Regions from separate parts of the Homo sapiens genome. Here regions 1 and 2 are each linked to region 3. Evidence: chromatin loops called from intact Hi-C (ENCODE). Cell type or tissue: PC-3. All regions are shown on one strand.

Region 1 (8,000 bases), 260 kb before region 3:
TTGGCAATAATAAACAGTCTTGTTTGTCTGAGACGCAGTCTCACTCTGTCACCCAGGCTGGAGTGCAGTGGCGCGACCTCGGCTCACTGCAACCTCCGCCTCCCAGGTTCAAGCGATTCTTGAGCCTCAGCCTCCCAAGTAGCTGGGACTACAGGCGCGCACCAGGATGCCCAGCTAAGATTTTTGTATTTTTAGTAAAGGCAGGATTTCACCATGTTGGCCAGGCTGGTCTGGAACTCCTGATCTCAAGTGATCCGCCCACCTCGGCCTCCCAAAGTGCTGGGTTTACAGGCATGAGCCACCGCGCCCGGCCAATAAACAGAGTCTTAAAAATGTAAATTCAAAATCATAGGGAACATATTTCCGACTTATCTCTGGCCGCAGTAAAGAAAACAACGGAGATGGAAAAGCTCAAGAATGCAGTCAGCTTTCTCCATCCACCCTGACATACAGTGTGAAATATGACTGACTGAAGCTCCGCTTTCAAGATAAAGGATGATCGTCACAACGGCTAGTATTTGTGGGCTTCCCGTAGTTGTCTAGAGTTACCAAGTGGCAAGTGGCTGCCGCGAGATGAACGCGGAGTAGCTTGGCCGTAAAGACCATGTTCTCGGTAATTAATTAGTCCTTTGTGAGCAGTTCAGTACAACTTTGAAATGTATTTACAAACTTCAGAAGTTATAACAGATTTTTGGAAAGGACACTATTATTTAAACTGTAAACGGATCTTGCTGGAAATCTATAAAGACAGTTTGGATGTATTTACACTGACATTTAAAAAATATCTTTTTTTTTTTTAACCAAAGGAAATTCTTTATTGTAAATAAGATATAAAGTACAACAAAAGAACTATTGTGCAAATTGTAAGTCATAAGGATTTTTTTAATTAAAACTTTTGTTTTCTAAGGATCCAAGTTTTGATGTCAGAAATCTACACCCAATATACAAAAACAATGTTAAATGGGAAGATATAGTGACATTTTTCATTACATATTTTAAGCAATTTACTTTTGTTTTGCCACTGTGTATATCATCCACTATATAACAGAATAAAAGAGAAATACTGTTAACAAAAGCAAATGTTCTAATAATAATTTTTCTACCCAACTACCTCCACATTCCCAAAAAACTCCTACAAATTAACAGGACAACATTTGTAATTTAATTGCTTTGAAGCATAGCTACGATTTGTTTTTGCATTTTTGTTTTGAAAGTTTAACAAATGACTGTATCTAGGCATTTCATTAGCTTAGAACTTTAGTTTGCCTGCAGTTTCTTGTGCAGATTTGAAAACTGTATACCAGTGTGTTTTCTGTAGACTCTAAGATACACTGCACTTTGTTTAGAAAAAAAATCTGAAGATGAAATATATATTGTAAAGAAGGGATATTAAGAATCTTAGATAACTTCTTGAAAAAGATGGCTTATGTCATCAGTAAAGTACTTTTATGTTATGAGGATATAATGTGTGCTTTATTGAATTACAAAATTAGTGACCATTAAAAAATATCTTTGTGTACTTTGCTGGCTACATCTCAAGGACTTTTTTAAATCTTTTGGGAATTATAGTTCAAATTTCCATATTTTTCTACCAAGTGTAAGGATATAGCTGGGCTATTCTCATATTAACATCCAGACCTCCTAAAAGCATGATTAACTGAGAGATTTAAACCAATGTCCTTTTTCTGCTCTTTTAAGACACAAAAAAACTTGAAAGAACTATATTTAGTGTCTACTAGAATCACTATCCAGTACATTTAAATAATGCACATTTAAATGAATAATATATAATTTAGATCAAAATTTTTTTTTATGTTAAGTGTGATTAAATACATTTCCCCTAATCTTCAATTATTATTCATGTTGATTTGCTCCTTCTTGAGTAAAGCCAGCTCACACCAAATCATTACTGGGTTATCCATGATTTTATGGCACTTGTCACTGGCTCCTCATTTGGGAATTAAGGTACCTTACTCAAGTATCAAAAATTTTACAGCCCTTTCTCTCTATCTTCTGTAGACTTATTATCCCTCTATTAAGAGAGACATAATTAATTTCTCTTAGAAACTCTCAGTACAAAGTCATAACTTACATTCCAAGTTCTAAGCTTTCTCTCCGCTTTGACTAATTTTTATGTTGTAACAAAAACTATGCAGCTGAACAATATAATGGTCTGAAAAAAGTGACAATATTTTTAAAAATTTTATGCAAATGTTATTTGCACAAGAATTTTAAAGTTTTCCTCTTAATGCAGTCCCCAATCAGATATTCCACAAATTGATTTTTACCTTCCTCTCCTATTTAAGAATAGAAATGTCTTAATAAATTGAAGTATGTTAAGACACTGTGAGAGTCTCTTTAAAATTGTTGTGTTCAAGAAAAGGATGGGCCAGGTGTGGTGGCTCACGCCTGGTATCCCAGCAGTTTGGGAGGCCAAGGCAGGCGGATCACTTGAGGTCAGGAGTTCAAGACCAGCCTGGCCAACATGGTGAAACCCATCTCTACTAAAAATACAAAAAAGTAGCCGGGCATGGTGGTGGGCGTCTGTAATCCCAGCTACTCGGGAGGCTGAGGCAGGAGAATTGCTTGAACCCGGGAGGCGGAAGTTGCAGTGAGCCGAGATGACGCCACGGAACTGCAGCCTGGGTGACAGAGTGAGACTCTGTCTCAAAAAAGAAAAAAAAAAACGGTGAAGATAAAATACTTAGGAAAAAAAACTTAGAGATGCTGCTAGACTACTCACTAGATATTATTATACAATTATTGGAAAATAATTTTCAGACTGACAAATGTTGACTATATTTTGCCAACGAATCCAGCTGCAGGGAGAATCCTGACCTGCTGACAACATAGCTTGCAAGTTTACTGCACAGTGCTCCATTTTAGCCCCGCCTCCAGGAGGTGCCGGGTCTTCGGCGATGAAATTATTCAAAAAGTATGTCTGAAATGATTCATTCTTTTCCCCTTTCGTTTGCTTTTGAGGCCCCTTTTCTTAGCAGAGAATTTAGAAAAGTCAGATTGGGATCAGGTACTGTGATGCAAGGGCCTGGTCTCTTCAGTTCTGGTTTAGGCCTTAACAGAAAGGACAAGTAGAATGCTTGAGGCTTTCACAGTCAACCAGTTCAACCAACATTTGGTGACCAGATAGGATTTGAGGGCAGAAGCCCAACCAGGAACAAATAGTTTTATTTGTTAGAGTATAGCCTGCATCCCATCCTTTAGAACTTAAGAATAACCAACAGCTAAGTGGGGAGGTGAGTTAGGTATGGCCGAGGCAAGGGGACAGCATCCAGAGAAGTTAGCCGGGTGTTACCCCAAATCTGGGCCATAGTGGACAGTTTTCCATGTTCAGTGTCATTAGTTGTTTTAATAACAATTGTCATGATTAATGAAAAATCCTTCATTAAGGAAATGCTGAAATGTGTCTTATGATCTTATTCCCCTAGATTTTAGATTGGGATCTCAGGAAGACAAGAGGTCAATATTACTCTGAGCAATTGCCATCCACAGGGAAATGGATACACGAAGGTGATGGGGAGCTGATTCTGGGCTCCTCAACACCAGCAAGTAAAGATAACCCTTCCCCGCATAACGTTAAGTCTCTTCTATTGATAAAGAGTGTGTCAGGGAATTTTAATTATCTATTGCATTAGATACTTATGAAACTTTGTAGAAAAACAAAATACTTGTGCACATGAAAAGAAAAGGTATTTGCATCCTATAAATTTCTATTTTAATTTTTGCTAGTATTCATGTTTGTGTATTTTATACTTTTAATGTGTTGAAACATACATTTTTATTTTGACTTTTGCAATTCATGGTAATATTTATGCTTCCATCTACTAACAGAATTGACAATTATATATAGGATTTTATTATAAATATTATATTATTATAATATTATCCATGTAGTCTGATTCTGACCAACGATGTTGCACTTGACCAGGTTGCTCTGAAGTTGAAATGAGCCAGTTCATAGTGCTGTAGGCTTAGGCAGCATTGTGCGTTACTGAAATTTATTTTTGAAGTTTTAATTGCAAAATGTAATAAAAACAAAATTGTTTTTATTTTTGTTTCTGTACATTTTTTTTCAGCATATGGCTTATGATTTCTATTTCCTTATAGGTGAGCTTTTAATTTATAATGATCATTTGCTCAGCAGGAGAAGGCCTGTAACTTTGTATACTTGTATGCACGTGTGTGAGATCAAGCTTTTATCAGTTATATTGTTATATATCTTGTCATTTATGTGTGTCCTCACTATCATTTATAGAAATTATTTTAATTTTAATATATATAAATATTCATTGGCTATTTTTCCTTTGATGATGTGTGTTCTTAGTATTGCACTTGTTCCCCTACCAACCCAGGCTTTATTTAAACAGAATTGCCTACAGCTCCATGGTGCCTTAAGAAAGCAGTCATATAGCAAAAGTAAACTGAGGGAACAGATCGCCCCACCAAAGTTGCAAAAACTCCTTGTGTCTCTAGCTGTAATTTACCATTTTTAAGGGAGTATTTTGCCAGCTGAAAATGAGTTATTTAACCCAAAATGTATATCCCTAACAATGTACACATCTCCATTTGTATCTACTAATATTCTGGTAATTGTTTTATTTTTGCTTCCATCATAACATATCTTTCCAAATTTACATGGCAATATATTATTTTAATAATTCTTTTTATGATGGGATAATTTCAATTGTGTAGACATTTAAACGCACCATTTTTAAAGTCTGAGAATTGATCATTTTTCATTATTATCTAAATATTTAAGATTCTAAGTATGAACTAAATCTGTACAGTGACTCTATACTGTCTTAACTGGGACCATTATCCACTGGAAATTATCCACCAGATCTATCTATTGATCTATTGATCTATCTATTTATCTATCTCATCATCTATCTGTCTTAGCCCCGGGGGTAGGTTTTTAGCACCTAGATCAGTTTTTCACAGCTATTCTCCATGCATTCGCTTGCTTTAGGTCATGTGAGGTGATGATTTCAGAGTTGATTCCGAGGTTATGACCAACCTATTGGATTTGTTTCCGTGGTGGAGCTGCAGATGTATGAATTTATAACAAATTCTCCAGTTGATTCTTATACACACTAAATGCGAAAACTAGAGCTCTAGGAGTTTTCCTTTTCTAGGCTCATCTAAGTACAATCAAATATAATGTAAGTTTTATTACCCAAGTTAAAGAACATTTAAAAATAACCAATATTTAAGGATGAAATATAAATTATTTTTTCCACATCAATCATATGAAATTGTTAAATATCTCTCCAAGAGATTTTAAAGAAAATTAGTTCCTCTACCTGTAAAAATATACAGGTGACCATTTTCTAGACATGCGTTACTTGAATTTCTTTAAATTACTCTCTTCTGAATGAATAAAATTTACTATCTATTGATTGGCGAATATTTACTGTTTTATTAAAGTGTAACATACATACATAGAAAAACTGTCCAAAGCCTAAGAGCACAGTTTTGTAAATTTTTACGAATTGAGCACACCTATGCAACCAGCACACATATCCAGGAAGACAGCACTGTCAGAACTCATCCCTCCTACCAGTCACTACCATCTCCCCAGGGAGCATTTCACCTATTCCGATTTATAATACCACACTTCTGTGGTTAGCCTAAACTACAGGTTTGTTTAGGCTAACTTTGAACTTCACACAATTATAAGCCCTTCATTTCTGGCTTATTGTGCCCCAGCATTACGTTTCTGAGACCCAGCCATGATGCTGCCTGTTATTACTTTATTCTCATTGCTGTATGATATTCCATTTTATGAATATTCCATACTTTACCAAAGATAGAAATGCCTGGATCATAGATGACCCAGCTAGGAGTATGAGGATGCTGGATGCTGATGGTGTTTAACAACCAGAGTCTGAGAAAAAAGAAGAAAAAGCACTCTGATTTACAGCACTTGCCAATTTCTGAGGTGCAAATCTTTTCACCTTTGCCAATTTCAAGCAACCAGTGGTGCATCTCGCAAGCTGGTCAGCCAGCCCAGCACCCCTTTGGCAGATAGTACCAAGCAGACTTCTCGAGCGGCTTCAGCCCCACCAGCAGTCTGTGACAGTTCTAGTTGCTCCACATACTTAAAGAGGATTTTTACTGCTGTGGATTAGTTTGCTTTTAGCAGTTCTGGTAGGGACGAAGTGGAATTGACTGTGATTTTTAATGGGCATTCCCTTGTTGACCAATGACATTAGTCAGCATATTTATATTAGCAGCATATTTTAATATATTCATTGGCTATTTAAATATTCATTAATTGGAGTTCCTGTTAAGTCTACTATCCGTGTTTTCTAAGTTGTCTTTTATTTTGGTGTGAATTTTTAAAATGTAACATAAATAAGTTTCTCTCTTATTCATCATAACTCTTACACAACTGGATATCTGTTTCGGAATCTCAGAGTATCAAGCCTAGACTTTGTGTTACTAATAGAGCCCACTAAATCTTTTCAACAGCAACTTCCCTGATCTTTAAAAGCAGATTAGAGCTTCACCCTCCACTTAGAGTGGAGAAAGGTTTTTACCTTCTAACGACTTCTTTGTGAAGTTAGAATAAAAACATTCCCTGTGCCATCTGCCAGACCTTGGCCTGCTTTGTGCCTCTGTCTGCCCCCATCACTTCTTCCCGGTTCCTGTCCCGAGGACCTGCTGAGCTCACTGTGCCTTTGCACTTACTCATTTCTGTACCTGGAATAATCTCCCCTCGGTTTGCACTTGACTCTCTGCTTCTCTTCACTCGGTCCTCATAGAAGCCTTTCCTGACCACTCCTCCTTTAGAAACACTCTATCCAACTACTGAGCTTTAATCACATCATAGCAATTACTAACATGAGAAATGGCCATATGTATTTGTTTACATCTTTATTTTCTGTCTCCCACCTTTTAAATACATGATGCAATAAAGATACTTAATCTGTCATTTCATTCCTGCATCTAATACTTAAAACACGGCCAGGTACATAATTAGAATTATTGAATGAATAAATTAAATGCTTATTTGAAAAAATTGGTTTCTTCGCAAACTTCAACTCCTAGAGCATTGTACACAATTGCAAACATCATTTATCCCCTTAGCCATATTTTCTTAACAAAAGATTTTCCCGCACTTTACAAAAGTGTGATTTTTCATACTTTCTAAAAAGTTTTGGCTGGGCACAGTGGCTTACGCCTGTAATCCCAGCACTTTGGGAGGCCGAGGTTGGTGGATCACAAGGTCAGGAGATTGAGACCATCCTGGCTAACACGGTGAAACCCCACCTCTACTAAAAATGCAAAAAATTAGCTAGGTGTGGTGGTACCTGCCTGTAGTACCAGCTACTTGGGAGGCTGAGGCGTGAGAATCGCTTGAACCTGGGAGGTAGAGGTTGCAGTGAGCCAAGATTGCACCACTGCACTCCAGCCTGGGCGACTGAGTGAGACTCCATCTCAAAAGAAAAAAAAAGTTTTATTTTCTTGTGGTAAGAACACATAACATAAATAAGTTCTACCCTGTTAACAAATTTTAAGTGTATAGCATATTATTGTTGATTATAAAGACAGTGTTGTGTAGCTGATCTCTGAAGCTTATTCATCTTGCTTAACTGATTGGTAACTCTATTTTCCCTTTCCCCTGCCCTGACAACCACCATTCCACTGTTTGATCCTATAAATTTGACTGTTCGAGATACCTCATGTAATTGGAACCCTGCAGTATTCATCTTTCTGTGACTGGCTTATTCCATTTAACATAACGTCCTCAAAGTTCATTCATGTTGTGACATATTGCAGAATTTACTCCTTTGTAAAGGCTGACTAGCATTCCATTGTATGTGTGCACCACATTTTCTCTATCTATTCATTTGTGGATGGACCTTTAGTTGTTTCTACATCTTGGTTATTAATAGCGCTGCAACAGACATGAGAATGTCAATATCTCTTTGGATCCTGATTTTAATTCTGGTAACAAAAACAAAATAAACAAATGG
Region 2 (8,000 bases), 120 kb after region 3:
AGCCCTCCCCTTACTTCTCTGTAAATTCTCAGTCTAACTGTAAGAACCTGGCTTCTCTCACCCACCATCGTTTATGTAGCTGTTCAGTGATATGACACCTTTATACAACTATTCGAATGGCTGAAATATAAGCAACTCACGTGACCAATGCTTATGAGGATACAGAGCAAAGGGAGCTCTCATTCATTTTTGGTGGGAACAAAAAAGATACAGCCACTTTAGAGTTTGGCAAACTCATACAAAGCTAAACATGAATAGGTATATAAATGAAGGTGGGTTGGAAAAGCCAGGTTATTTTTTGGTTAGAATTTACAGATAAGAGAAGGAGGCTAGAATGATGCCTTTGTTAGCATATTTGAATTGGAGACATCAGTATAAGCTCACATTTAGCTTAATATAGATACAGATGGCCACCTATGGAAATATTTATAGATGTATGTATATACATGCGTTAGGATACACACATCTATTTCTTTGCTCTATCAGCTGAGAAGATCTAAAACAAATGGCACCCTCGTATCAATGAACACACCTAGATCTTGCATTGACTACCTCCTCCAATAAAACAAACCAAGTCTTCTTGTAGAGAGGGCTGATACTAACACCAAGGCCAGGTGTATACAGGATGAGCCTGGAGCATCCAGTAGTCACAGAAAGCAGGGCGTGCACCCTCCTCCCCACAGAAAACCTCACATCATGAGGGTGTGTGAAGGGGGCACAAAGCCAACTGAAAGCGCTCCCAATGGCCAAAGCTGGAACGATTTGAGCCACAAAATAAGTCGTGTTGGATTATAATCCAAACTATAAAAGAAATATCCATGGCCTGGTGCAGTGGCTCACACCTGTAATCCCACCACTTTGGAAGGCCAAGATGGGTGGATTACAAGGTCAGGAGATCGACACCATCTTGGCCAACATGGTGAAACCCCATTTCTACTAAAATACAAAAATAAGCTGGGCGTGGCGGCGCGTGCCTGTAATCCCAGCTACTCAGGAGGCTGAGGCAGGAGAATCGCTTGAACCCAAGAGACAGAAGTTGCAGTGAGCCCAGATAGCACCACTGCACTACAGCCTGGCAACAGAGCAAGACCCTGTCTCAAAAAAAAAAAAAAAAATCCACGAGTCTACACTGATATAAAGAATGATTGAATAAATGAATAAATCGGGGAGTCAAATCAAATCCCCTGCCAAATCATTTCTAATAACTTATGCCACTGTTTTGCCTTTAAGGAAGCTACTCCAGCCTTGAGGGATTGGAGCATAACTCCTAATCCCTAAGTGTGAGCTACACATACAGACTCCCTTCCAAGGGGTAGATTCTGGAAAGTGCAGGGCGAGGCAGCGGAGGAGCCACTTTACAGGGAAGAAAACACGACCTCAGCCAGGTGATTCAAGTCGAAGTCAGAACCAACAGTCACAAATCATGCTGACAGTGCTTGCCCACGATATGATGCAATGAAAATGGCGGCTTAGCTTTGTGATTTTCCTCTACAAAAGACACAAATCTAGTCTAATCATGAGGGGAAAAAAAGTCAGAAAATTTCCAACAGAGGGCAACCTACAAAAGAGGACTTCTCAAAATTGTTGGGGTCATCAAAAACACAGGAAGTCTGAGAAACTATGACAGCCAAGAGGAGCCTGAGGAGTCACGGCCACTAAATGTAACATGGTGTCCCATAGGATTCCGGAACCTAAAGCTGATGTTGGGTAGAAACTAAGGAAGTCTGGGCCAGGCACAGTGGCTCACTCCTGTAATCCCAGCACTGTGGGAGGCCAAGGCTGGTGGATCACCTGAGGTCAGGAGTTCGAGACCAGCCTGGCCAACATGGTGAAACCCCTTCTCTGCTAAAAATACAAAAATTAGCCAGGTGTAGTGGTGCATGCCTGTAATCCCAGTTACTCAGGAGGCTGAGGCAGGAGAATCTCTTGAACCTGGGAGGTGGAGGTTGCAGTGAGCCAAGATCATGCCACTGCACTCCAGCCTGGGGAACTGAGTGCGACTAAGTTAAAAACAAAAAAAACCTAAGGAAGTCTGAATAAGCTATGGGCTTCAGTTCATAAGATATTTATAATATTAGTTCATTAATTATGCAAAGGTACCATGCTAATATAAGCTGTTAATGATAGTGGGAACTGGCTTGGGTGTATGGGAACTATCTGTACCATCTTCCTAATTTTTTTATGAACCTAAAACTGTTCTAAAAACTAAAGTCAGAGTCGATGTTTCTATCAGTATCCCCACTCTCCAGCCATGTCTTTGTGTTCCTCTTCCTCGCAGTGCATGTGAGGATTTGCTCCTTGGCCTGGAACACTGTTTCTCTTGCTGTGGATCAACATAAGCCTAATCCATTTAATCATGGCGATCTCATCATCAGCTCCCACCTAAACTGCTCCTCTTCACAGAAGAGTTTTGCTGCCTTCAATCTACTCCATTGCACTCTCACTACTCCCTCGAGTTTTTCTTCACAGGACAAGCCATATTTGTATTATCTGAGTGTTATTAATTAGTTAAAGTCTATCACCTCCAGAGACTATAAGCTCCATGAAAGCAAGGACTACATTTGCTCCCAATTTCAATACTGAGAGTAACATTGAATATTCGATCATTTTAATGAATGAATACACGACAGAAAAAATGAATCCTGACCTCTCAAAGATTATGTACTTATTTTTACTTCCTTCTTGGCAGCATGTAAGATTACATATATTCTAAATTATTGATAGTGAACTTCTGTCTAACCCACGTGGTATTCTAAAAGACATTTTAACTATTCAGATACAGCTGAATATTTGTATCAGGGTAATACAGGCATAAATATCCAGTGGTTAAACCTCCATGAATGTACAATATTTTAGTCCATATTTTACATAGTCATTAAATGCTTTATTGAAGCAGAGTAAAGTCTGAAAACTAAAGCCAAATCCTTTGACACTAAAAATAAAAAAAAAGCGGGTGTCCAAGCAACATAACGGTCAGTGATTTGCTACTTAACAAATGAAAAACAAAGAAACAAAATCCAAATCAATGTAAACAATATATACCTCTCTGTTGACAATGACAACAGGTGCTATCAACACAGAAGATGATATAAATGTAAGTGCTTTAGTCAACATTACAGCCAGATGATAATAAGAACATTTCACTCTGCATTTATAGGACCCAGTAGCAGTCGGCTGTTAAAGAAAAGTAACAATAATCAAACTGGGCTAAGTATTTTCTATGTGAAGGTATCATGAAATTTATGAAGTCTGTGTAAGAAAGATAAAGGCATTCACTTTTGAAAGAATAAGATAGTTTAAACCTCAACATTCTCTATGCTTAAAATTGAGCTAATTTGAATAAACAGACCATGACATGGAACTGTCACTTTACAAGTTCCTGCTTTAGTCTTTAACTCTCAAACTAGCATTCTTTAAACTGTCTAACACTGTGAACTAGTTTTAATGCCTCCAGCTTTGTCTCCTATTATTATGAGCACATTATATGGAGTGAAAAAAGAGGAATATTGTTGGACTTAATAGTAAATATAATATGGAAAATAATGCAATGAGCACTTAAACAAAGTTATAACCATGGTTAAACAAAAGAAAGATTGTATGTGTCAGCTGCTGAAAGACATTCTAAGTTATTTGTGTGCAATATACTGTTGTTTGACAGAACTGACACCTAAATGTGAATGATGGTTTGCTTTCGCTAATATTAGGGCATGAATCTAGGTTTAATCCAGTCCAGTCAAACCTGGACTATGCCTCACTTTTTCTTCATAGATTTGACAATGGGTCTTCATTTTAAAATCACTTACAACCACGAAGAGAAAAAAAAAATCTCTTCACTGGTCCGTTTGGCAAATGACAGTTTGCTTGAGATTTCCTTCTGAGATCAAAGAGGAGGAAATAATGTCACGCTGCAGGAATTTCTAATGATTAATGTTATTACCATGAACACCAAAGGAAGTGATAATAATTTGCCAAGTGTGCTGCCCGGTTTTCCAGTATTAACTCATCACTATTTGCTTCCTCAGAGTAAGGATTTCTCACAAATAAGGAAAAGGGATGAGGAGATATGTATTGCTTTTGTTTTCCGAGAATGCCACGCACCCACACTCAGCACACCCTAGCGAGATTTTAGCCTATGCATGTGCGTCTTTCCTGCCTTTGCCTGTTTCTGCCTCTTGACCAGCGTCTATCAACTATGGAGCTCGACTCCCTGCCATTAAGGAGACAGACTTCCTGGGGTGCTCTGCTCCCACCTGCTCCCTTTTGGACTAAACAATGTGTGTGCTCTTCTGTTACAGAGTCAGTTCCTTCCACAAAATTACCGTCTTGCTGTCATTGGTATGGCTGCCAGCAAACCATGCCAAGGTCTTCTGGTGTGCCTACAGCTAAATACTTGAGGAGAAAGAGGGGAACTTTGAAGCTCTTGATGCCACACTCAGCATGGAACAATTTTGGCAAAGCAACCATTTGAAATTTGCTTACTCTTCAATTTAGGGACGGCTCTGATGATTTATGAGTTCAGTGAGTTGAATTCAAAGATAGAAAAGAGCATGTTTCTCCTGGACAATTATGGAGAAAGGGAGAATTAGCTGTTCCTTATTCTTCTTGTTAGTTAAGTCCTATTTGAACTGTTCTTGCCTCATGTGATGGGAATGTCTAAAAATGCCAAAGGAGCCATCCATTTATTTCCAGAATTAGCAAAAACCACAAACTTCGCTGCTGAAGAGCAGGCTCCCACAGGAACTCATATAATTCTGCAGCGTGCCATTGACTTTAAATGGCCCCAAATACTTTCTTAAAACTCTCTGATGTGATCTATCTTTGTGGTAACCTTCCACACAAAGTGCTGGAACAGTGAGAAATAGAAATATACATGCTTCATAATGACTTGCTAGTTTAAAATGAGTGCTTTGCACATGGCATTGGGCATATCCAGGCCCTCTCTTGCTTGGGCATAAAGCCAGTCTGAAAAGTGAATGTATAAATCATTCAGCTAGATATGTCAGCTTTTAGATGTATACGCTTCAGCTTAGAGGCCTAAAATATATCACACTGTTTTCAGAGTTTTGTAGCTTATTATCGGAGCAATAGAGAAAGATTTTGATTGTAGAATCAGTGTGTCTAAGTGCATAGTATGGGGCAAATGTGGGTATCTAATGAGTTAATTCAAAATCATAAGCAGAGGCGCTATTCTTGCTTCTTAGTAATAAAGTGTTCCTATTGGAGTCATCAATGATAATACAACTTTAGTCTAAAGCAAGGATGGAATCAAGGAATTTTATTTATAGTACTGTAACCTGTTAATTTGATGGGCAAAGACTGACAAATTCAGGAATGAAAAGAATGTGCTTTTCTTTCCCTTTCCTCTCCTCTCCTCCCCTCCCCTCTCCTCTCCTCTCCTCCCCTCTCCTCTCCTCCCCTCCCCTCTCCTCTCCTCCTCTCCTCTCCTCTCCTCCCCTCTCCTCTCCTTCCCTCCCCTCTCCTCTCCTCCCCTCCCCTCTCCTCTCCTCCTCTCCTCTCCTCCCCTCCCCTCTCCCCCCCTTCCTCCCCTCCCTTCTCCTCTCCTCCCCTCCCCTCTCCTCCTCCCCTCCCCTCTGCTCTCCTCCCCTCTCCTCCCCTCCTCTCCTCTGCCCTCCCCTACCCTTCTCTCCCTTCCTTCTCTTCTTCCTCCCTTCCTTCCTTTATCCCTCTCTCCTTCCCACCCTCTTCTCTTCCTCCCTTCCTTCCTTCTGTATAAAGTAAGATAGAGGTAATAAACTCAGTAGATTCAGTATACCGATAGCATATAACACTGACAAATCAGGTACCAGAGGCAAGTTCTGCAGTAGAATCTACAAGTGAAACTTCTAGAATTGTATTATTAAACCATAAAACATGCATCCCTCCCACCCTAAAGCTATTTTTTCTTACCACTTAGATGTAAATCATCTGAAATAAAGTTACAGATTTTGAGTAACAATATTAGTATGTGAATATGTGTTGCTGCTTCTCTAAGAACCTCCTAGTATACCCAGTACACCTGTTGGTAAGCCCCTGTCAACAGACAGAGCTGGTCATCCCCAGCCACTTCACAGGAGTTCCTGCCGTTTACAGTATTTCTTCAGAAGTTACGTTCAACAATTCTGCTACTTATGGTTTTCTTTTTCTGTAAATTTACTAGGCAAGTCATCTCTGCCTGACTTGCAAATTCAATGCTTGACTCTCAGATTACTACTGCTTTCATATAGATGTGGATCTTCCTTTGCAATGGTTTTTTTTTTTTTTTTGAGGCTGGAATTCAAACGTATTATTGAACCTCTAGAATAAATTAATATTTCTTTTCAGGGTTACTATCGATGAGACTATATCTAACATGTCTGCCTGAGTAATTTGTTTTCTATAATTATGGATTACTAAAGGGTAGAATCAAAATATTTCTGAGGTTCTCATACAGTATAATGTCTAGAATTCAAAACTTTTTTGTTAAGTGAAAAGACAGACTGTCTTATTCAAAAGGTGCACATTCGCTTTAATAAATGTTGACAAAGATTCTGTCTTTGAAATTTAGCCAGGCTTCTCTGAGCCCATTCTTACCCTGGCCTTGGCCTCGGTCTATACAGACATGTTTGTAGTGGCCTCCAAACACTAAGTTCGTTTCTCACAGTTGAAAGCTGCATCCCCAGGGACGACCCCGACCCCGGCTCGGCTTCAGTGCCTGCCTGAGGACACTGCAGGCTGCCCAAGGAGTCTACTGTTTGCTCCAGCCAACCCCTGGAGAGAGGGCTCCCATCTCCTAGCCTCTGTGGGAGGGTAAGGGCCTCATCTTGACAAGCTCCAGTTAACAAAACAATGTGGGTTTCACACGGACCAATCCCCGATTTCCTGCTTTTTGTAATTTTCCACTTCTCTGACCAGACTGATCCCCCGTCACCCATGCTCTCTTCTCTCGCTCTTGCTTTAAAATGCCCAGTCTCCTCTGCACAAATAAAACTTGAGTTCAATTCATGCTGGACTTTTTCCTACTACGATGGTACGTTATGGATTAAAAAACCTGTCCTTCCAGCTTTACCTAATGGCAGGCTTTGTTTCTCTTTGGACCATGTGCATGGTGTATCTTTCTTCTCTGCTCTCAGTGTGCCAGAAGTAAAATTAAGGGATTGAACCAATGGCTAGAACATCTCCAAAATTCTTACTCACTCTGGGTATGGTCTGCTATTTTTGCATTTAAAAAAAATAACTTTTACTTTAGACACAGGGACTACATGTGCAGATTTGTTACATGAGTATATTACACCCAGGTGGTGAGCATAGTACCCAATAGGCGGTTTTTCAGCCCTTGCCTGCTCTCTCCCTACCACCTCTAGTAGTCTGCAGTGTCTCCATTTTTCCCATGTTTATGTCCATATGTGGTTAATGTTTAGTTCCCACTGGTAAGTGAGAACATGATGTATTTGGTTTTCTGTTTCTGCATTAATTCAATTAGGATTACGGATTCCAGCTACATCCATGTTGCTGTGAAGGACATAATTTTACCCTTTTTATGGCTGCATAGTGTTCCATAGTGTATATGTACCACATTTGCTTTAACCAGTCCACCACTGATGGTCACCTTAGGTTGATTTCATGTCTTTGCTATCGTGAACAGTGCTGCAATGAACATACGCGTGCATATATCTTTTTGGTACAATAATCTATTTTCCTTTGGATATACACACAGTAATGGGTTTGCTGGGTCAAATGCTAATTCTGTTTTAAGTTTTTTGAGAAATCTTCAAACGGCTTTCCACAATGGCTGAGCTAATTTACATTCCCACCAGCAGTGTATAAGCGTCCCCTTTTCTCCGTAGCCTGACCAGCATCTGTTGTTTTTTTACCTTTTAATAATAGCCATTCCTCTGATATGATATGGTATCTCACTGAGGTTTTGATTTGCATTTCTCTGATGATAATGATGTTGAGCATTTTTTCATGTTTGTTGCCCACGTGTATATCTTCTTTCAAGAAATGTCTGCTCATGTCCTTTG
Region 3 (8,000 bases):
TACCTTACCTATGCCAACAAGAGACCTGTTCTCAGTTCTCATCCAACTTCACAGTGGCAACATTCTTTTTGAAATACTTTCTTCCCTGGCTTTCTAAAACACTGACTTTTAAACCATCCTTCACAATGCTGCAATAATGGTCTTCCTAAAACAAGCATTATACTATGAAGTTTTCTCCCTCAGAAACTGTCAATGGCTCCCTGTAGCTTTCTAAGTAAAGACCACGGTCCTTTCACCGTAGTCTTAGCTCTCCATAAATAATCTCACACAGCTCTTTCTATTTTGCAGGCCTTTATTCAGTTGCATGTTTCAGACAACTCTGCTTTCCTTCAAGTTACATCTTCATTCTGAAAACCTTTTCCTCTCCTCCTGAATCCAACCCATTCTTCAAGGCTCTGCTGAGGTCCACTTCTCCAACTCAGGCTTCAACCAACACATTATACACTCACCCTTCTTCCAATGGCATTGAACACCTGCCCCTGCATTCCTGTTTAGCATTCCTTTTCTGTGCTTTGTTAAATATTCTCTATCATCTTCTCTTTTTTTTTTTTTCATTTAGTAATCTGCTTAACATTTTTAAGGCATATGGGATAAGAGACACTGGGACCCATGCTAAGAAAACAGAGGCAATAGACTCTGTCCATCCTCAAGAGGCACACACTCTAACATAAAGACAGTCACTTGCAATAGGTTTCTTTTAAACCCTCATAGAAGTAACAGTTCAGTGGGAGTTTTGAAGAATAAGTGCTCAAGACTATGTAGGAAACTCAGAGACGGCTTCTAGAAGGAGGCTATAGTTGAGTCTTTAAAAAACACATAGAAGGCCGGGCCCGGTGGCTCATGCCTGTAATCCCAGCACTTTGGGAGGCCGAGGTGGGCGGATCACGAGGTCAGGAGATCAAGACCATCCCGGCCAACATAATGAAACCCCGTCTCTACTAAATATACAAAAATTAGCCAGGCGTGGTGGCAGGCGCCTGTAATCCCAGCTACTCAGTAGGCTGAGGCAGGAGAATTGCTTGAACCCAGGAGGTGGAAGTTGCAGTGAGCCAAGATCGCACCATTGCACTACAGCCTGGGTGACAGAGCGAGACTCCATCAAAAAAAAAACAAAAAAAAACCACATAGGTAGTCAAGATAAATGAGGAGGGCATTCTAGATGAAAGGGGTAACAGAGATGAAAAACACTGTGAAATGCTGCAGAAAGTTTGGGCAGCCTGCTGGTGTGGGAGTGCTGGATGCCAGGCAGGAGAAAGGGGAGGTGAAGTGGGGAGGCAGCAGGACCAGATGGACTATAGATGATCTCACTTGCCAGGACAAAGAGCTTGACTTGTCACAGGGGAAATTGAGGGTGCAGGGAGGACTTTCAGAGGTATAGATGGGCTATGACATGATTGGATAAGAGATCATTCTGGCAACTCTGGTTTCTACGTCTGCCTTCCCCCCATCTCCCTGCCACCACCACACACACAAATTAGGGCTTTTAAGTGAGAAGGAACTGTTAATTTTACATTTGTTCCTCTCCTAGAAGTTCATGCAACCTCCCACATACAATAGGTACTTAATAATGTTTTTATTTTATGAATAAAGAGGTTGAAAGTTACTATGTTTAAGTGGTCTCTTCACTAAATGTGTTATTATCATTATTAATCTTGCAGCAAAGGGAGGAGAATAGTATTTGGAGAAAGGTGCCTATGACTACATGTTCTCCCACTGACCTTGCATGGGAGAAACTGGGTGCTCTGGCACAATTCTGCTCATTGATCCAGGCTGTGGGGTCCTGAGGCAAGACTGTGGCCCATTACACAGCCTTTGAGATGGCAATGCCCTTTAGGAGGCAGGATTTCTGCACACCTTTTCCTATGCCTTCTGCTTTTACACAAGGAGAAACTGATGAGTTTGCAGTGGTAACCACCCTGTTCCTAAGTGTGATGCCTCCAAACTGGTCTGAGACGTGAGGGTGAAGTCCTGTAAAGTCCTTTGTTGCTGTTTTTTATTCTCTTATCTATATGTAAGTTCAACATCTCTTGTTATAAACGCTTCAAGTGCATTAACCCTGACTAGGACTCTTGTTGGAGAGTAACCTATATCTCTTCTTTGTCATAACTAAGATCAGAACCTGAGATGCCTTTTGGGAGGAATCCTAAGACTTCCTAAATCAGATACTTTTAAGTCTGCTGAAAGAGATGAAAGAGGCACAGGAACTGCCCTGAGAGCCGACTCATCCTTCACAGAACCGTTGATAGGAAAGAGACCTCCAAGGTCAAAGCTGCAGAAAGTGTGTTAGGAATTGCACCTTCGAGTGGTCTTTGCTGAGTGTTGAATTTTTCCTACTTTCTTCTCACCCATTTTATCTCTGTGTGTAAGTGCTGCTGAAAGGCAAAACATGATGCTTGAACAGGGAAGGGGAGTTTCCCAAATAGGAGGCATATGGCCTAAATTCAGGTGCAGACCGTGTACATTTCAGCCAAGTGTATGACAGTGGGATCAATAACCATGGCATGCACTAGAGGTGCAAGACCCAGAGGATCTCAAATTGTTCCCCAAAGCTCAGCTCTCCAAAGTCGTGGCTTACAATAGGCGACTTTGTGTGGGTGAAACTGTAAGAGCATCTCTGCACAAGGCCTTTGTGGCTGCACTTTTCTGCTTGCTGTTCCTTCCCAGTATGTATCTGCTTTACGGGCAATCCCCTTACTTCCTCCTGTTAACTCCTGGGCAAAAATTACTTCTGCGAGAGTTTTAGAATTCAGATAGGGTCTGAAGAGCAAGCTCTGTCGTTTATCTTACCTAACAAAATTGTCAGCAAGAGAGAAGTGCAACCTTTTCTTGATACAGCTCTCTCATTTGGATTGTAAAATCTTATGTTGAGGGAGTGATGAATGGGGGAGAAAGAAACATAACTTCTTTCAGATGTAAAGAATGCTGACTGCTTCAAAAACATTGCTTTACCTGATTTTCTTGGCAAATGCGATTTGAAAGCAAAGCAAGGAGTAGAAAATATGCAGGTGTCACTTTGGTAGTCACTTTTGTAGGCAGAGCCATCGTGATTATGTGGTGATACCAAGTACAGGACTCTGATCAGCTGCAGGTAGCACGAAAGCCTCACCTGGATATAAAATTCCCCAGCAAGGGTGGTGAGTGTCCCGGGGACATTTCATAAAAGGAAGATACATGTGTTTCTTTGCTTATTGCTTGTTAGTAAGTGTTGCAAGGTGAGAGGAGTTAGACTCTGGCCCTTTTGAGCTGTGGGCCACTGGTAAATGGCTGATGCCCTCTGAGCTCCCTTTTGTCTAAATAAGATATACAATAAAATCTATGCTCAATGGGAAAAGGTATGCTAAGCCACCACTCCATTACTCGGTATCTGGTAATGGGAAGCTATGATTACTATTTCATAAGCTCTTTTCTTCACATGCTAAATAACACCAGCACACACTGAAAGTACACAGACCGCTCTTTTATTTAGAGAAGCTCAAAATTCTTTGTATAATTAATCGTATCTTTCTAGGAACGATCAAATAAACATGACATTCTCGGTTGTTTCCATAGTCATTTTTTTAAATCTTCTACCAGCTAAGTACGTCAATAATTTACCGTCATTTTACTTCAGATTCATTCATTTATTCAACAAATATTTATTGAGCACGTGCCAATGGAGCACGTGCTAGTGCCAGGCCCTGTTCACAGTCAGGAAACCCAAGCCCATGCTTTTGCGGAGCTTATGTTCTGCTGCATGTGGACATGGGGATGGAGGGAGTCTAACAGTCTACGAGTAGGAAATACGTAGTAAGTCTCACAGCGGTAAGAGCCATGGGAAACAGGGCAGGGCAAGGATAGAGCAAGCACAGAGGCAGGGCTGGGACTGTTTATACAGGGTGGTCAGGAAAGGCCTCTCCAGCAAGGTGCTAAATGCAATTCAAGCAGAGACGACGTAAAGGAAGCTTAATTATTTTAAGAACATTATAAGCTACCTTGCAGGGCTGGAGATAAGGGAACGTTTCAACTTGCAATCTGGCGTCTGGTGTCAAAAGCTGGCCTGAAAACATCAGCCATTTCTGTGCTTTTCTCTGTTTCTCAGGCCCCGGCTTCACTGTGTGCCAACAGCCAACAGCACACAGCCCTTCGGGGCTGAAACTCTGCACTGTCTGTGAGTCATGGTGGATAGAATTCCAAGGGTCTATATTTGTCTTGGGTAAAATAAACTGTCTTTTCTAAATATATGCCTTACCACTTCCCATTAGCCAAATTCCCCAACACATATTTCTGCTGGGAAAGCTGAACGCAAACTATTTTGCTCATGTACAGTGCAGCCAGCTTCCCTGTGGCTCTCAGAGGAGACACAAAGCTAAGAATCGAAAACGAACATATCTGATGACAGAACAAAGGTTTAAAAGACCTTGCTATGCTGGAATTATAACAAAATCAACATCATGAAATTAGGAAAGATATGGAGAGGGTGCAGCATTTAGATTTTCGAATGGCACAGGTCTGGAATGAATCCTTAATGAATATCAAGTTGTCTGAAATAAGCAGAGATCTTCCATTGTGTAAAAACCTAATATGTCAGTTACTTGGTGATCATATCTTGCTCTACCTCAATTACAGTGCTGAGACAATATCACAATTTATTGAGAGAGTATTTTTATTTTGTTAGGTTGTAGGCTTCTTGAAGTAAAGACTGTCTTACCTTTGTATCCAAGAACAATTCCTAGCTAAGAATATTTCGATCCATTTATTCATTGAATATAGTAAAAACATCTTATTTTGATAAAGAAGTATATTATACACATAAGATGAGACATGTCTGCAATGCTTAGGTACACTTGCAGTATTGTGTCCACATTTGGTTACATATTGAAGTGTGTGCTTTGGAATATGGCCAGAGAGAGCTGAAGGCTTTAAACGAATATCACATAAGAAATTATTGCATGAAATGAAGTGTTTCTAATCTAATGGAAAAGAAGCTTTTGGCAGAAATGATAGCTGTCTTCAAATACATGAAAAGTTTTCACACGGAAAAACAAGTTGATGTGTTCTGCGTAGCTCTGGAAAAACGACCAGGGCCAACGGATTGAAGGCAGATTTCATCTCAGCCTGAATAATCCAAAATTAAATGAGCTGCCTCCAGAATAAGGAGATGCTTCCCTCTCCAGTGATGAGACTCCCATTTCTGGAAGTGTTCAGGTAGAATCTGGACTGGCATCTCTCCGGAAGTCCTGCCTTAGGTGGGATGCTAGAATTAAGGGGCCCTAATGCTCTCCCTAACTGTGATGAGCTAATTATAACATTACTCAGGTAAGCAATTCCTTCAGAAACAATTACATCTTACAGAGAAGAGTTATCACTTTTCAGGCCATTATTTTTAGATTTTTTTCCTTGCAAACTTCGTTTATTTTTGACCTAACCATACCATTCCACTGAGCAATATTCATGCTTGGGGTTTTGATGCTGATTTTAGACAATGTGGTTGTAAACTGCATGCATTTCTAGGTGGTACTAGAGGCTAGTATGTCACCCTGCTCAAAATTTCCCAAGACACTTGGTGTCACATTGCTATCCTCAGCATGCCAAGAGACGGGTTCTGTGAATTCATGCACTGTCTAAAGCTTCTTTGTCACAGATTATAACCTCTAATAAGAGAATAGTGTCTTTTTGGCACTTGTGAGTACCTTGTTGCTCAAGAGTAGATTACCCATTCATTTGTTCAACAAATGATTCACTTAATAACATTTATTGAGCTCAAGTGCATGTGTTCTAAGGATACAATGCCAAGATGTCCCTGCCTCCAGCAATTTCCAGCTTAGTAGGGAAAACAGACCTAAGTCCAGACCTTTAGGACACACTGTAACATCCGCTGTAACAGTGTTTACACAAGACCGAACACTAGCAAAAAGAACAGAGCTGCAGATTCTGGGTAGATTCAAAACAATGCCATGGAGGAAACCTTGAAATGAGTCTCAAAAGATAAGTCAGGTATTTTTTCGTGTACACAAGGTCATTTCAGCAAAGAGAGAAAGTGATATTGTCATGGAGAAGTATTAGCATAGAATTTGCATTGGCTGTTCAGGCAACACTAAGTAGCCTCATGGGTCAGTTGTGAAGCTTGGGTGGTAATCTGCGGAAATATTGTCGAGAAGGAAGCAGGGAATGAATCATACAGTGGATAGACTGAAAGTAACAATACGAGGCAGGAAAACTACTCTGCAGATTATTTCAACTGTCCACATGAGGTAATGACCTAATGCATCGGAAGTGGGTTTTAAAAGGAGCAGAGAGAGTAAAGGATATATGTTTAAAAGGTAAAATTGGGAGGCCAAGGTGGGTGGATCACGAGGTCAGGAAATCGAGACCATCCTGGCTAAGACCATCCTGGCTAACACGGTGAAACCTCGTCTCTACTAAAAATACAAAAAATTAGCCGGGCGTCGTGGTCGGCGCCTGTAGTCTCAGCTACTCGGGAGGCTGAGGCAGGAGAATGGCGTGAACCCGGGAGGCAGAGCTTGCAGAGAGCCGAGATCGCGCCACCGCACTCCAGCCTGGGCGACAGAGCGAGACTCCGTCTCAAAAAATACATAAAAAAAAATTTTTTTAATTAAAAAATTGAAAGGTAAAATTCACAGGACGCATTGAGAAACTACCAGGTGCTATACTAGCATTGAACAAGTAAAGGTGAATATGCACAACACTTCCTCAAGCAATGAAGATGTTCTTGGTGGAGACAACAAGGCTTCGGCACCAGAGAGTGCTCCGTTCAAATCTCTGCTTTTCCATTTGGAAAATCTTTGTTTCAGTTTCCTTAATCTGCTGCATTGAGACTCTTTCCTCACTTTCTCTGTCTGGAAAATCACATGCCCCTGTCATGGTTACGTCTTCAGTGGACCCTTTCCTCCAAAAGCCTCTTCCCTCAAAAGAAAAGTCCTGCCTATTAAGGCAAATTAATATGGAGGCTAGGCCTGAACAACCCTTGAGCAGACATAGCCAGTGAGGCCTCATCAGTGACCCTAACCCTGCTTGATCGGCAAACAGAAGTGAAAGTTAACTTGAGCTATTTCTTGTAAACGCCTATATTAAATAAAAACGGAATTCAAGCCCAATCAATATGAAGCAGCCAACTAACTTATAATTATAGAAGCAGGGACTTTCCAATAAAATAGACCACATAAGGAAAACTGTATAACTGCAAACAATCAATTTTTTTTCCTTTATTCTGTGCTCATCCTAACCCAGTTGTGGTTTGGAGCTTCCTGATTCATTAATTGCTGTTTGCTCAAATAAATTCTCCAAAATGTTCTTGTGTGCTGTTTACTTTTTTTTTTTTCTTTTCTTTTTTTTTTTTTTTTTTTTTTTTTTTGAGACGGAGTTTCACTCTTGTTGCCCAGGCTGGAGTGCAGTGGTGAAGTCACGGCTCATTGCAACCTCCACTTCCTGAGTTCAAGCGATTCTCCTGCCTCGGCCTCCCAAGTAGCTGGGATTACAGGCACCCGCCACCATGCTCAGCTAATTTTTTTGTATTTTTAGTAGAGACAGGATTTCACCATGTCAGCCAAACTGGTCTTGAACTCCTGATCTCAGTTGTTCCACCCTCCTCGGCCTCCAAAAGTGCCGAGATTACAGGCGTGGCGTGAGCCACCATGCCGGGCCTCCGTTTTACTTTTAATATGCCTAAAGGATGGCATAAAACTTAACTGAGGCAATGAAAAACATGCAAATAATAGAGATGTGGGCCAGAGTAAGTACTCAAAAAAATAAAGACTAATGAGGCATCTTTTATTTTCTTTTTTAAAGATAGCATTTTTAATAGAAGATGAACATGGGCATTTTTCTGAATACATAACAATGTATGTTTATTTCTTTTCACATGTTAGTCCCATCAAAATAATTATTACTTTATATGCTAGGATATGTACCAGAACATTAATTTTTGTAGGTTTCAAGTTATTTTTTGGACTACTTTATCAGTATTCTCTAGAAGAAGAAAAAAGGAAGAACAAAACTCAAAG

The links. Peaks named below come from ENCODE experiments on the same cell type or tissue, not always from the same donor. Only the 100,000 strongest peaks of a DNase experiment are listed, where the experiment ranks them.
Region 1: it touches region 3 in a loop (4-fold over the local background); 2 of 110 quality-filtered maps call a loop at or near these places.
Region 2: it touches region 3 in a loop (4-fold over the local background); 2 of 110 quality-filtered maps call a loop at or near these places.

The regions. Positions count from the first base shown.
Region 1 is chr4:187,218,568-187,226,567 of GRCh38, forward strand. It overlaps LOC107986335 (a long non-coding RNA gene), which reads right to left. Exons shown (of 2, transcript XR_007058508.1): 2 at 5,414-8,000. Among named protein-coding and RNA genes, the nearest start is that of LINC02374, 21 kb to the left of the region's middle. In PC-3, no CTCF peak of the experiment used is centred here; no DNase peak of the experiment used is centred here.
Region 2 is chr4:187,598,510-187,606,509 of GRCh38, forward strand. All of the region lies in intron 2 of LINC02492 (long intergenic non-protein coding RNA 2492), which reads right to left. All of the region lies in intron 1 of LOC105377604 (a long non-coding RNA gene), which reads right to left. Among named protein-coding and RNA genes, the nearest start is that of LINC02492, 70 kb to the right of the region's middle. RefSeq lists an enhancer at 3,525-4,724. In PC-3, no CTCF peak of the experiment used is centred here; a DNase peak (open chromatin) is centred at 3,962; H3K4me3 peaks cover 575 bases; H3K27ac peaks cover 867 bases.
Region 3 is chr4:187,474,830-187,482,829 of GRCh38, forward strand. All of the region lies in intron 1 of LOC339975 (a long non-coding RNA gene), which reads right to left. Among named protein-coding and RNA genes, the nearest start is that of LINC02515, 70 kb to the left of the region's middle. In PC-3, no CTCF peak of the experiment used is centred here; DNase peaks (open chromatin) are centred at 4,172, 5,772 and 6,132; H3K4me3 peaks cover 2,137 bases; H3K27ac peaks cover 4,825 bases.